3 separate regions of the Homo sapiens genome follow, and regions 2 and 3 are each linked to region 1. A link is a contact called in ENCODE Hi-C or POLR2A ChIA-PET data. All regions are on one chromosome and are shown on one strand. Each heading gives the region's core, a stretch centred on a gene start or an enhancer-like site at or near the end of the contact. The rest is flanking DNA. Distances are from core to core; before and after follow the strand shown. Region 1 holds the start of UBR2 (ubiquitin protein ligase E3 component n-recognin 2). Region 2 holds the start of MRPL14 (mitochondrial ribosomal protein L14). Region 3 holds the start of GTPBP2 (GTP binding protein 2).

The links. A loop is a pair of places that touch in the nucleus more often than their neighbours do. ChIA-PET counts read pairs that join two places held with the same protein, here RNA polymerase II (POLR2A). Pooled maps may share reads with other maps.
Region 2: a map of CD8-positive, alpha-beta T cell shows a loop between it and region 1 (18-fold over the local background). The contact joins the promoter of MRPL14 here to the promoter of UBR2 in region 1. A Hi-C loop is called at or near these places in 2 of 168 maps with a recorded cell type or tissue (CD8-positive, alpha-beta T cell and naive thymus-derived CD4-positive, alpha-beta T cell) and 8 of 50 pooled maps. POLR2A ChIA-PET finds 5 or more read pairs at or near these places in 1 of 52 experiments (HepG2).
Region 3: a map of CD4-positive, alpha-beta T cell shows a loop between it and region 1 (7-fold over the local background). The contact joins the promoter of GTPBP2 here to the promoter of UBR2 in region 1. A Hi-C loop is called at or near these places in 3 of 168 maps with a recorded cell type or tissue (CD4-positive, alpha-beta T cell, CD4-positive, alpha-beta memory T cell and naive thymus-derived CD4-positive, alpha-beta T cell), 1 of 37 single-sample maps with no recorded cell type and 9 of 50 pooled maps. POLR2A ChIA-PET finds 5 or more read pairs at or near these places in 2 of 52 experiments (activated B cell and activated T-cell).

What each region holds. Positions count from the first base shown.
Region 1 is chr6:42,561,756-42,566,098 of GRCh38, forward strand. UBR2 (ubiquitin protein ligase E3 component n-recognin 2) reads left to right here and starts at 2,274. Exons shown (of 47, transcript NM_001363705.2): 1 at 2,274-2,642. The coding sequence starts at 2,565. RefSeq lists enhancers at 1,836-1,915, 1,986-2,505 and a silencer at 3,538-3,667.
Region 2 is chr6:44,125,279-44,129,621 of GRCh38, forward strand. It overlaps MRPL14 (mitochondrial ribosomal protein L14), which reads right to left and starts at 2,174. Exons shown (of 3, transcript NM_032111.4): 1 at 2,066-2,174. TMEM63B (transmembrane protein 63B) reads left to right here and starts at 2,276. Exons shown (of 24, transcript NM_018426.3): 1 at 2,276-2,400. RefSeq lists silencers at 1,907-1,966, 1,997-2,046, 2,067-2,466, 2,507-2,616, 2,797-2,956.
Region 3 is chr6:43,627,419-43,631,761 of GRCh38, forward strand. GTPBP2 (GTP binding protein 2) reads right to left here and starts at 1,846. Exons shown (of 12, transcript NM_019096.5): 1 at 1,559-1,846. The coding sequence starts at 1,744. It also overlaps a transcript of MAD2L1BP not described here. RefSeq lists silencers at 1,556-1,635, 1,656-1,795 and enhancers at 1,856-2,035, 2,656-2,875.

The sequences.
Region 1 (4,343 bases), core at 1,024-3,523:
CTTCAAGCCTAGAAACTGACGTACAATTGGTCCTAGATACAGGATACTCCTAGAGTGCCTGGTCCTGAGTATACGATGTTTTCTAGGTTGTCTGGCCTTGCAGAAGCAAATGAAAAAGTATTTTGAAAGTATTAATACATGGAGAGTCCCACTGCTAATGCTACTAATGCTAAGTGAAGATGATCTCCAAATTCATAATTATGACACACAAGGGAAACAATTTTTTTTTGAGTCAGGCTCTCATTCTTTCACCCAGGTTAGAGTTCAGTGATACAGTCATAGCTCACTACAGGCTTGAACTCCTAGGCTCAAGTGATCTTTCCTGTCTCAGCCTCCCAAAGTAGCTAGGACTACAGACATGGGCCACCATGTTCGGCTAATTTTTAAATTTTTTTGTAGAGATGGGGTCTTGCTATGTTGCCCAGGCTGGTCTCAAACTCCTGGCCTCAAGTTATCCTCCAATCTTGGCCTCCCAAAGTTTTGGTATTACAGGTGTGAGCCACAATGCTCGGCCTGAAACAAATAATGTTAGGAAGCAAATAATGTTAAGAACAGAAATTGCCTTTACAGTCTATTAACGACTTAAATTCTATGTTAGGACAGCTCAAGAGATGTTGTTTTTGCTTCTAGGCTGGGACAATCCCAGTTTTCTTCCAAGTTGACTCTGTCCTGAGTGGATCAGTGTAAGGAAGTTGGGCAAAAAAAGAAAAATACATAGAAGAATATTTCAAGATATCTCATTATAAATATCTGTACAGATATGTGCATACTTTTTTCTGGACAGACTCATAAGACAGTGTCAAAAATGATTTTCTTTGGGGAGAGGGACTTGGGGTAAGAGGAATAGGAAGTTTTCAATTTTCCTTTTTTAAAACATTCCTTTCGAGTTTGAATTTCTGATGTTTTATATGTATATATATATATAACTTTTAAAAAGTGATAAGAAGGCTTACTTGTATTGTGAGGTTACAGGGATACAGGCAGTTTCTTATTTCCTTTTTTAAAAAACTGGTTAATATCATAGTATTGGTTTAAAAAAAATCCCAAAACAACATAAACATAAACATGTCCTAAACCTGGTCTGGCTCAGAACTTTTCCCCCCTATATGTAATTTACAACCTACTTCTGGGAATAAATTAACACACTTGACAAAAGGTATAAACAATTTTCTGACAAACTCTAGAGACTGAAGACTTCTAAGAAGCCCAGTCACCCAGCTGTCAGTCAAGAGTCTAATTACCTTTAACTAAACATAGTTTTCTTTGATAGCTAGTCTAACAATGTTTACCTATTTCTTTTTTTTTTTTTTCCTTCTTTTTTGATACAGGGTCTCAGCTGTGTCACGCAGGCTGGAGTGCAGTGGGCTGATCACAGCTCACGATGGCCTCAACTGCCTGGGCTCAAGCAATCCTCCTGCCTCAGCTTCCCGAGTAGCTGGGACTACAGGCGTGCCACCACACCTGGCTAATTTTTTGATTTTTATCAAGAGGGTCTCGCTATGTTGTCCAAACTGGTCTCAAACTCCTGGGCTCAAGTAGTCTGCCCCCCTCGGCCTCCCAAAGTGCTGGAATTACAGGCATGAGCCACCAAGCTTGGTCTGATTATCTGTAGAAATTAAATGTCTCTATCAAGAGGAAATCTTTTAATTGGCCTAATAGACTCTTTTTCCTTTGCAGCAAGATTTGTGATAAAGTTTATAAGTGGTCATCACTAAAGTTTTTGAAAAATTTTTTAAAACATGTTTTAAACCTTCAAAAAAGTGGGTAATGTTCACCTCCATTACTCGTATAAAAGATATGGGTTCGATGGATGACAGGACATAGAACCACAGGAATAGAATGTAATTCATTCATTCCTTTGACAAGTATTTGAGTGCCTACCCTATGCCAGACTGGCAAGTCCTTGAGGGTCTACCATGTGCCAGGCAGTGTTCTTGAAGCTGGGGATACAAAAATGAACAAACGAGATTCGGAGAATAAAACTACAGTTCCCACAGTATCTTTCTCTTTGGCTTTTTTCCAGGGGGCGCTGCTTTCCGCGACTGTCTTCCCATGATTCTCGTTGGGCAGAAAAGCCCCGCCCGCTTATCTGCCATTTAAGCCAGCGCCCCTTGAGAATGGACTACAACTCCCACAATGCATTCGAGGGGCACCGTGTTAGGGCGCCACCTTTTTCCCGGCTGTGCTGTACCTACAGCACCCAGAACTACAGTACCCAGAAAGCTCCGCTTCCCCTCCTGGGTGTTATTGCCCCTTTCCTGGTGCAGGACGCGGTAGTGGCCAGCGAGAGTGTCAGGCCTGGGGTTTTCTGTGTCCTTCCCTGGGTCAGGGACGAGCCAGTGACTTGACTCTTGGGCGCTAAGCTTGGGAGGGAGCGCAGGAGGCCGCTGTCCTTCCTTTCCGGTTCACGTCACCCTTCTCTCCCTCTGTTGCTCCACCTGCAGCCACTTGGACGGCTCCGGGACTGATTGCCTGGGGCAGGGGTGGCAGTCGAGGCCGCCGGGGCCGAGGTGAGGCTGCAGCTCTCCGGGCGGCGGTAGCGCTGGGGAGGAGGAGGAGAGAAGATGGCGTCGGAGCTAGAGCCAGAGGTGCAGGCCATCGACCGGAGCTTGCTGGAATGTTCGGCCGAGGAGATTGCGGGGGTGAGTGCCGGAACCCGGGCGGGTGCGTCTGCCCCTCGCAGGCCGCGCCTGTGGGGAGGAACCGACTCCTGGACGTCCTGGAGCAGCCCGACCCAGACTTGGGGAAACAGCTGTGCCGGCCCTCGCCTTGTGGGGTAATAGCCCGGGGAGGCCACCGATCCTGCCCCTCTCTTTCCATTTTCAACAGCTGCCAGAGCTGCGCTGTGCACTAACTACGTTTACTTTCCCTTTCTGCCCAGGAGAACCCACGGCTCTTCCATCATACCTCCTTTCCCCCAGCCTCCCATTAAGTCTCCCAACACATGGGCCTTTGCCCTTTATATCAGCTCTTGGAAGAGGAGAAGAGACGCTTCTTGTGTTTTTGGTATAATCGCCCTAGTTTATCTAGTTAATTGCTTTTCCTGAGACAAGCGAAGCCGTGTGCTCCTCCGACTAAACATGCCACCCTAACCGAGCCCCTCTTTTGTTTTTGGGACTGCCCCAGGCACCAAGAAGGCAAACGACACTACCCTTCGTTATCCGTTTCAGTGCTATCTTTTTTTTTTGCACCGGTTTGATTAGTTGACAACGTTGATGCATGTGTGGAAAGTTTACTGAGTATGAGAAAGTAGTCGTGGAGTCTGGGAAATTTTAAAAATATTTTTTCTAGGAGTTAGGGGTAATTGGATGGAGAACAAATGTTATATAACGTTGATAGAGCAGCTTTCAACAAATACTGTATAAGCTAAACGTGAGAACTGGTCACAGTGTAGTAGGAGCAGTTATATTCCAAACGTAAAACCGTTCAAACGCACTATTGCATTAAAACTGTAATATGAATATGCTAGTGTAAATAGCAGAGTTGTAGGAACACCCATTAGAAGAGATTGCCGAGAATGATTATGAATGGACCAAGACAGCTTGGGCCCCACCTCTAAGACCTCCAATTAAAAAGGCTGCTAGGAAGGGAGTGACCCGTGAATAAAAGTCAGCAATCTGAATGCTACGAACAAAATTTGGGATTGGGGGCACTGTGGAGCTGTTGGTCAGTGAGTAGTTATTTTGCGTGAATTGGTGAGGACATTAAGTCCGGGTAGAAAGAAATGTCAGGAGTAGAGGTGAAGACTTTAAAGAAATACGTTGTTAAATGCTGAATCTTTGCTTGTTTGGGTGTGTTTTGTTGTTGTTTGTTTTTGTTTTTGAGACGGAGTTTCGCTTTCGATGCCCAGGCTGGAGTGCAGTGGCGCGATCTCAGCTCACCGCAACCTCAGTCTCCCGGGTTCAAGCGATTCTGCTGCCTCAGCCCCTCGAGTAGCTGGGATTACAGGCATGCACCACCACGCCCGGCTAATTTTGTATTTTTAGTAGAGTTGGGGTTTCTCCATGTTGGTCAGGGTGGTCTCAAACTCCCGACCTCAGGTGATCCACCTGTTTGGGCCTCCCAAAGTGCTGGGATTACAGGCGTGAGCCACTGCGCCCTGCCTTGGTGTGTTTTTTTAAACCTACTTACTTGTTTAGCCTAGGTCTGTTTTCATTTACTTTCTACTTAATGTTGTACAACTCAAGGAATTTCTGCCTTTCGTTTATCGGAGATTTGAAAAAAGAAAATGAAAGTAGTGTTACAAGTAAACTGTTAAATAATAATGACAGCTGTTTGCTCTCCATGCCTCTTCTAATTGATATCTGTTGCTTACCTCAAAGTACTGTTTTGATTTTTTTTCT
Region 2 (4,343 bases), core at 924-3,423, 1.6 Mb after region 1:
AATTAGGCACAGGCAGAAATAGTTCAGGAATCCACATGCTCAGATTCATAACTATACTTTTTGTAAAAAATAAAAACATATAAAAAATGCCTTCTGGCTGGACAAGGTGGCTCACGCCTGTAATCCCAGCACTTTGAGAGGCTGAGTTGCGTAGATCGATTGAGGTCAGGGGCTGGAGACCAGCCTGGGCAACATGGTGAAACCCTATCTCTACTAAAAATACAAAAATTAGCCAGGAGTGGTGGCTCGCGCCTGCAGTCCCAGCTACTCGGGAGGCTGAGGCATAAGAATTGCTAGATCCCAGGAGAAGCTGCAGTGAGCTGAGATCGCACTGCTGCACCCAGATCTCCCCAGCCTGGGCAAGAGAGACTGTCTCAAAAAAAAAAAAAAAAAAAAAAAAAAAGGCCTTCTAGTGATCCTCAGAAATCCAAAAACCAGACAACTATGGCTTCCACTTCCATTTTTCAGATATCCATTATAATACTATTTGACCTCAAAGTGAATTTTATTGTTCCACACAAGCAACAGATTACACCAATTTCACAACTCCCAGAATCCAAACCTACAAAGACCCTTCCCACCAAGCACTTTACCAAAAACGGGCTTCATCTCCATCTTCCTTTCTTTCACAGTTGAAAAACTGCCCTTCCTAATTAAGCCAACCAACTTCTTACCTCAATAAAATCCTTGTTTTTCAGTAGCACGTACAGTATTTCCAGTGATGAACAGTGAACTGTCTTTCGTCTCACACAGTAACCTCCGTGAAGAAGATCCACCTTGTTCTTTACTGTATATTCCTGGCATGCTAACTGCATCCTCAGACAATTTTAAGTGACTGAAAACTCAGGCAAAGAAAGGCAAGAGGGCAAATAGAAGGGCACAGGAGACAACGCTTTTCAAATTTTTCTCACTGCGACCTACAGAAACACACTGTAGAACACCTCCTAGTACACTCACACGTGTGTGTACACCTGAAGTGTCAAGAAACAATACCCTAAGTGCAACACCCTCTGATATTTTCTATTTCAAGTGGCCGTGATCTACTAAACTGATTTCCAACTCACCAATAGGATTCAGTTTGAAAAACACTGCAATAAATCAAACCTTACAGTTGCATTCCACAAGCTACTAATGAACTCTTGAAAATCCAGCATACAGCAGAGACGCTGACCAACTACAAGATCCAAACCCCCCAGGTGGGCAGTGTCCTTCTGTTCAGCAGTGGCAGTTCCCCACCACCACCAGCCCTGAGAGTTAATTATCTCCCAAACTCCCAGAGTTTCCCAAGTAGCCTGAGGTGTCTGTCATATGCCCTTTTAACCTCTTTATAAATTCAGTCCCGTCCGTCTCTTACGGTGGCAAAGTTCATTTATCGTCGGCTGTGGAAAGCAATACTTCCTTTTTGTCCCCTCCAGGAACCAGAAATTAAATGACCAGGTTGGTGCCCGTTGTGCCTTTATGATCTATTTGTGTGGGTGATATATAGAAAGAGTCTCAGTCTCTCCCTTCATCTTTCCAGTCTTAATCACTGGTAGATGCAGTCTCTGGTGAAATAAGAAACCAGGGAACCCCCTGGCCTGGGGGAGGGCGCACTCATCAGCGTTGACAGAGTGAAAGCAAAAACTCAATCCTCACACCACAGAGGCGTCTGGCTAACTCATCTCCAGACCTAAGTTGGGAAAGGGGAGGGGAGCGCGGAAAGCGGAGAAGCCGGAGGAGACGCTCCGGAGTGACCAGCGACGGCTGAACGCAGCCCGCCCTCCCCAAGTCGACGCCGCAACCCGGGGAAAGCAGGTGAGCGCCGGCCACGGACTTGGGGGTCGCAGAAGCAGCCCACGGAGAGCGGAAGGGAGGAGGATCCGGGTAAGGGGCCTCCCCTCCCCGTCGGGACCCCCCTCCCCGTCGGGACCCCCCCCTCCCCGTCGGGACCCCTCCCACTGACGCTCTGCCTCCCACTCTGGCCTCTCCTCACTCACCCCGGGGAGTGGGCCTCCCCTACTGCAGAGAAAGGAAGAGGAGAAGGAGGGAATGAGGACTTAACGCCCACCCCTGCCCCCCACCATACCGCTCTCGCCGCCCGGGAAAATCCCGCCGCGGGCCCCACCAGCCAAGCGCCGCCTTCGCCCCACGCGGCCTCTTCCTAGCGCCTGCGCGCCAGGCCCAGCCCGGCGGACGCGATCTGAGAGTGCGCGCGCACCTTGCGTGCGCCGGCGTGCGGGGCGGGACCTGCGGGGCTCCGCCCCCTCCCCCTCCCTCCCCCCGCTCCCCCTCCCCCATACACTGCCGCGGCCGCCGCAGGAGCCCGGAGCTCGAGCCGCCCAGCGACTCCCCCTCCCCCTCCCCCAGCCCCGCCCCGCCCCAACCCGGGGCTCCGAGCCGGAGCCGAGTCTGCGCCTGGGGGTGAGTACGCGACCCCTACCCAGCCCTCGCTCTTTTCTTCGAAGATCCCACCACCACCCAAAGAAAAAACCTGGACTCAGCTGCGCGTCCCCTCCCTTCAACCTCCTGCGGGACCCAGAGGTGCCCGGGCCCGCGGGACCCAGGGGTGGCGCGCGCTGCCCCCAACCCCGCACCATCCCGAGCCAAATGTGAGTCCTCCAACCCCTGCCGGAGGTCCAGATACGCGCCGCCGGCTCTCCCCAGCCCCGGGGAGATCCCAAAGGGTGGGACCCCCGCCCCCGGCCCCCGAGTGCCACTCTTCTCCCACCTGCCCGGTGCAGGTGCGCGTCCCCTGCGCGACCCTCGGGGGTGCCAGCTGCGCCCCGCCTGTCCGCCGCCGTTTGGGGAACTAGCCGCCCCCGCCCCCGAGTTTTGGACCCCGGGGTCGCCAAGTCCGATGCCTTCTGTGCCTTTTATTTTTTCTGCTGCTCCCGGGGGCGAGTACACCCGAAGCCGGTCCGGGGTAAGGGCTCGGGCTCGGGCAAGGGCAGGGTTCGCAGGTGCTGGCACGAGGCCGGCCGCTGCCCCCGGCTCTGGGGACTGACTGGTCGGCGGGCTGGAGAGGCGGCCGGCCCCGGGAGCGTGTCCTCTCCTTGCGCCCCACACAGTGCAGTTCATTCATGAGCCGCCCGGGCCTGCGTTGGAGGGTGCGGTGGGGAAAAGATTCAGACGCGAAACCGAGAGTGGGGCAAAGGCCCTGTTGTGGGGAGGGGGCGCCGCTTTGTCCCTCCTGGCTGTCTTGACCGCCTAAGGCGGACAGTCCCAAAGCTTGGCACCTTGTTCCCCAGAAAAGGAAAGGACGCTTGGGAAGTGGGGAGGAGAGGTCAGAGGGGCTGGCTGCCCTTGGGGCGCTGTGCTGCCCCCTGCCTGGGTCCCCTGGGCAGAGGTCTGGCCGCTCGGGGCAAGCCTGAGCACTCCACCGCCCTGGGGGGCTGGGGCTTGCCTACCCATTACCAGTCTGCAGCAGCCGGGGAGCAATGAGGCTGTGCCCAACACCTGCTGAAGAGGGGCCCATCCTGCCTCCCAGGCCAGGGTGAGGTGGGGAGTGGGAGTGTCAGCCAGGCTTCAAGTGGGGGTGTGCTGGCAGCGTGATTGTCCTCCAGGGCACCAGAGGGTCCAGGCCTTGGCATGCCCCAGGTGGCACATGCTGGGGCCTGCTGTTGGCTCACTCAGTGCAGTCTTGGCCTGTGGGTGGATGGGGACATGGCAAGGCAGAAGGCAGGCAGTGGGTAACTAAGAACCCCCTTGGACATCATTCAAGTTCTCTCCAAGTATAGCAGAGTCTTAGAGACCTGCGTTCAAATTCTAGCTCTACTATTCTTCAGCTGTGTGACCTTGACAAGTTACTTAACCTGTCTGAACCTCAGTTTTCATTAAAAAGTGTTTATGCCTATAATTCCAGCACTTTGGGAGACTGAGGCGGACAGATCACTTGAGGTCAGGAGTTCGAGACCAGCCTGGCCAACATGGTGAAACCCCATCGCTACTAAAAATACAAAAATTAGCCGGGCATGGTGGCACACACCTGTAATCCCAGCTACTCAGGAGGCTGAGGCAGGAGAATGGCTTAAACCTGGGAGGCGGAGGTTGCAGTGAGCCGAGATTGTGGCACTTCACTCCAGCCTGGGTGACAGAGCAAGACTGTCTCAAAAAAAAAAAAAAAAAGAAAGAAAAGAAAAAGAAAAAAAGTGTGGTTACTACCACCTCCTTACAAGTTTTATCATGGGAATCAAACAAGGTAACAGAAGTAAAGAGCTTGGCATCCTTCCTGGTAATTGATCAATAATGGGTTATCATCTCTGAACTTCTGACCCATAACTCTCCCATGCCTCCACCTCCCAGGCTACCACAGATGGATGGGGTATGTTCAAAGAGTGAGAATATTCCCTGTCACTCAGTGGCAG
Region 3 (4,343 bases), core at 596-3,095, 1.1 Mb after region 1:
TGGATCAGAGCCAAAGGGTGAGCTCAGCAATGGTCACTACAAGCCTGATGACCGAGAAGATCTAGGTGAGAGAGGAGAAGAGCTCCAAAGCTGGGGCTGAGAGGAACAGAAAAACTCAGAAAATGTAATGAAGCGGACAGACTCGCTATGGCCTTTACCTCTTGCCCCCTAACCTCAGTGGAGGTGAAATCCTGAATCCACCCCACAGTCTCTTCTAGCTCCAGTGGGTAGCACAGCACAGAAGCACCCTGTTACCTGAGGCTTCCCCTCCCAGGTACAAAGGGATATGGGATTTGCCTGTTTGGCCAGTCTGCATTTTTCTACCCGCCTCTCTGGATATTTTAGTTTTCCTCTTCCCTTCCTATCATTCCATCCCTTCAAGGCTGTCTGGCTCCCAGGCCCTAACAGGTCTTCACTCATAATCTCCACTTCATGGTGTGTTAAGGAGATTATTTTTTTTCCCCATCAATAAAAACCTTTTAATCATTTTTCTGGGGATGGGTGGCTTCAAAAAATGTGGTACAAGAATGACAGTCTAGGGCCCAGACCAATGGTTCCCAAAGTGAGGTCCTGGGACCAGCAGCATTAGTATCACACGGGAACTTATAAGAAATGCAAATTCTCAGGCCCATCCTCACTAGTAAGAAAGAATCAGAAATTCTAGGCTGGGCACGGAGGCTCACGCCTGCAATCCCAGCACTTTGGGAGGCCGAGGCGGGTGGATCACCTGAGGTCAGGAGTTTGAGACCAGCCTGGCCAACATGGTGAAACCCCATCTCTACTAAAAATACAAAAATTATCTGGGCGTGGTGGCGGGCACCTGTAATGCCAGCTACTCGGGAGGCTGCAGCAGAAGAATCGCTTGAGAACCCGGGAGGCCGAGGTTGCAGTGAGCTGAGATAGCCCTACAGCACTCCAGCCTGGGTAACAGAGACTCCGTCTCAAAAAAAATAAATAAATAAATAATAAAAAAATAAAATTGGCCAGGCGTTGGGGGCCAGCAATCCGGGTGATTCGATACATGCCAAAGTTTGATAACCACTGGCTTAGGCTGTGTGTGTGTGTGTGTGTGTGTGTGTGTGTGTGTAGTGAACATACTGCTCTTTTCCCGAGTACTGTGTGTGTGTCCGTGTGGAACATATTGCTCTTTTCCCGGGTACTCCCCTTCTCCCTGTGGAACAAGTTTAGAAGAAGTGGTGGTTACTGTCTGCCTCTCGTCCCAGGATGCAGTCTCTCTTGCCCTATGGCGGCACACGCAGTTGGTCGGGGTGCTCTTCCTGGGATCCCCTTTCTCTACTTCTCTCCTGGGGTAATCTAGATCAGAAGGGGGAGTCCTCCCTCTCCACTCTTCCTCCCTGAGGTCCTGTCACCTGAGAGTCCAGTCTCTGCCCTTCCTCCCTGGGGTCCCGGGACCTGAAAGAGGTGTTCTCCTCCCGTGCCCCTCCTCCCTGGGGTCTCGACACCGGAAGGGGAGATTAATTATCTGGGTCCCGCCTCCCTAGAGTCCTGGGCCGGAAAGAGTGGCTTCTTCCCGCCCTACCACTTCTCAGGTGCTCACCTCGGGGGGCAAATACGGGGGGTTGTTGGCTTTGCCCCCTCTGTTCCTTCCGTTCTTCTTCTTTCCCTTTGGCCCCCCGCAGCCGCTGCTGCTGCCGGCCCCCCTAGCCTTGAGGGTTCCGCCCACGGCCGGGCCCCCTCCGGGCCGGCAGCAGCCGCCGAACAGCTCCGATACCCGCGAGTCCATCCGCCGCTGCCGCCAGCCCCCCGCCCGGCCCCTCCCCCGACCGCCGCCGCCGTCGCCGCCGCCCTTACTGCCACTGCCGTGTCCGGCCGGCCTGAGCAGAGTGGGGTGGGGCTCTGCACAAGCTACGCCCCCCACCTCCCTGGCCTCCGGGTCGCGTCAGAAACAGCCGCGGGGCACCACGGGATATAGAGTCCCCAGGCCTGGGAATTCACTTAAATGACACGTCGCCGCCCTACAACTCCCAGGAGGCATCGCGGCGCAAGTGGCCGCGGGAGTCGTCGGAGGCGTGGGGAAGGAGCGCGCCTTGGCGCGCAAAGGCTTAAGGGAGCTGTAGTCTGACTTCCAGTCCTCGCGCTATGTTCTTTTTCTAGGACTTGGGGGGAATTTAGAGCCTCGAGGCCTGGGGTGGGGACGCGAGGACACCAGCGTAGAAGAGCTTACATCAGAATCGAGCTTTGTGGGCGCTCCGGGATTTGGCCCTTTAGCGCGGATCCTAGACAACAGGTTTTGGACCTCGAGAGCTGCAGAACTGAGGCTACTGGTGCCGCCAGCCTGCTGGCTCCGCCTCTGCCTCAGTTTCTTCCCCTATGGCCCGCGTGCCGCTGGGGTGAGTCAGGGCGAACGCCAGGGCGGAGGCGGATGGTGATTAGCCAAATTACGGCTGTTATTGTTGGGATGATTATGCTACCTTTACATAGTAGTCACTGCTTTATTACCAGGCTGGCACCGTCCAGGGGCTGGTTTTAATAACCGGAGGCACCGCGGTGGCCCCGACACGAGACCCGAACCCGTAAACCAGCTTCCTCCCCGAAGGCTGCAAGCATACCCAAAGCGAGTATTCCTCCTCCCCTTTGTTTTGAAGCAGAACCAATCGGGAAGAACTGAGTTTGGTTTTAAACGGCCAAGACTGTAGGAGGGGCCTGGCCCCTACTTCGGGCGGGGCTAGGGCTCGGGTTACACCAACCACCACGAGGGCGGGGCAGTGGCCGGGAATAGAAACTTGGCCTAGGGCCACAGGGGATTTTTGGCTTTTGACTCTCTTGTGAAGCAATCTCCAGCTCTTTAGTGCTGTTGCACTCTACAGAGTACATACATTCAGCGACATAAGCCAGTGCACAGAACACAGAAAGGCAGGGTGGAAAAGCAGTTATGTTGCTGAGCTGCGAGTCAGGACGCTAGGGCTCAATTCACAGCCGCATGGCTGTCTCATGACTCAGACCACTCACAGTGTGTCCACTTCTCCCCTCTTCTCGAACTGCGAGGTGCTCATACACGGTCAAGAAATTAAACAACTCAGCCGGGTGCGGTGCCTCACGCCTGTAAATCACAGCACTTTGGGAGGCCAAGGAGTGTGCGGATCACCTGAAGTCAGGTGTTCGAGACCAGCCTGGCCAACACAGCGAAACCCCGTCTCTACTAAAAATACAAAAATTAGCTGGGCGTGGTGGCGCATGCCTGTAATCCCGGCTGCTCGCGAGGCTGAGGCAGGAGAATCGCTTGAACCCGGGAGGCGGAGGTTGCAGTGACCCGAGATCACGCCATTGCACTCCAGCCTGGGCAACAGAGCGAGACTCCAACTAAAAAAAAAAAAAAAAAATTAGCCCAGCATGATGGTGCACATCTGTGGTCCCAGCTGCTCGGGAGACTGAGGCAGGAGAATCGCTTGAACTCGGGAGGTAGAGGTTATAGTGAACTGAGATCATGCCACTGCACTCCAGCCTGGGTGACAGAACGAGACTTCGTCTCAAAAAAAAAAAAAAAAAAAAAAAGAAAGAAAAAGAAATTAAGCAACTCTTCTCTCCAGACCTCAGTTGTCCTTGGAAAACTAGAAGCAGCAATAATGACTTACCTCTGGTGATCCCTTCAGGGGTTCAGACTTGGTAGAGTCCATGGCTTCCTCCCAGGGCCACAAGGAGGGAGGCAGGTTTACTGATCATGCTGTCCACATAGCATAATTTCCCAAAGCAGTGAGAGCAGAGAGACCAAAATCTGCAAAAGGGCCTAGCTGACCATAGGCCAATTATGTGGGTCTTCAGTGGTTGAAAGCACATGTGACTTTTCTTAGTCCTGTGCCACTGAAGGAAAGGTTATGCCGTAGAGGTCAATGCTAGCCAGGGGCACAGGCCTACTAGGGAAACTGCTGCTTAGAGACAGAGACTAGGGAACTCAGTGAGAGATCTCAAGAAGGATGAGAATTGGAAGGAAGAGATAAGACCATTCTCCCAACATTCTCACCATGACCAGCCCTGGGCCCTCTTGATAACCAGAGCCTGCTGCACTTGTCTGATAACATGTGTCCCTTCATATACATGGATTATTTTTATTTTTATTTATTTTTTGAGACAAGGTCTCCCTCTGTCACTCAGGCTGAAGTGCAGTGGTGTGATCACAGCTCATTGCAGCCTCAACCTCCCCTGCTCAAGCAGATCCTCCCACCTCAGCCTCTGGAGTAGCTGGAACTACAGGTGCGAGCCACCATGCCCAGCTAATTTTTGTTTTTATTGTTTGTAGAGATGGTGTCCCCCTGTGTTTCCTAGGCTGGTGTTGAACTGGGCTCAAGCAATCCTCTTGCCTTGGGTTCCCAAAGTGCTGGGATTAC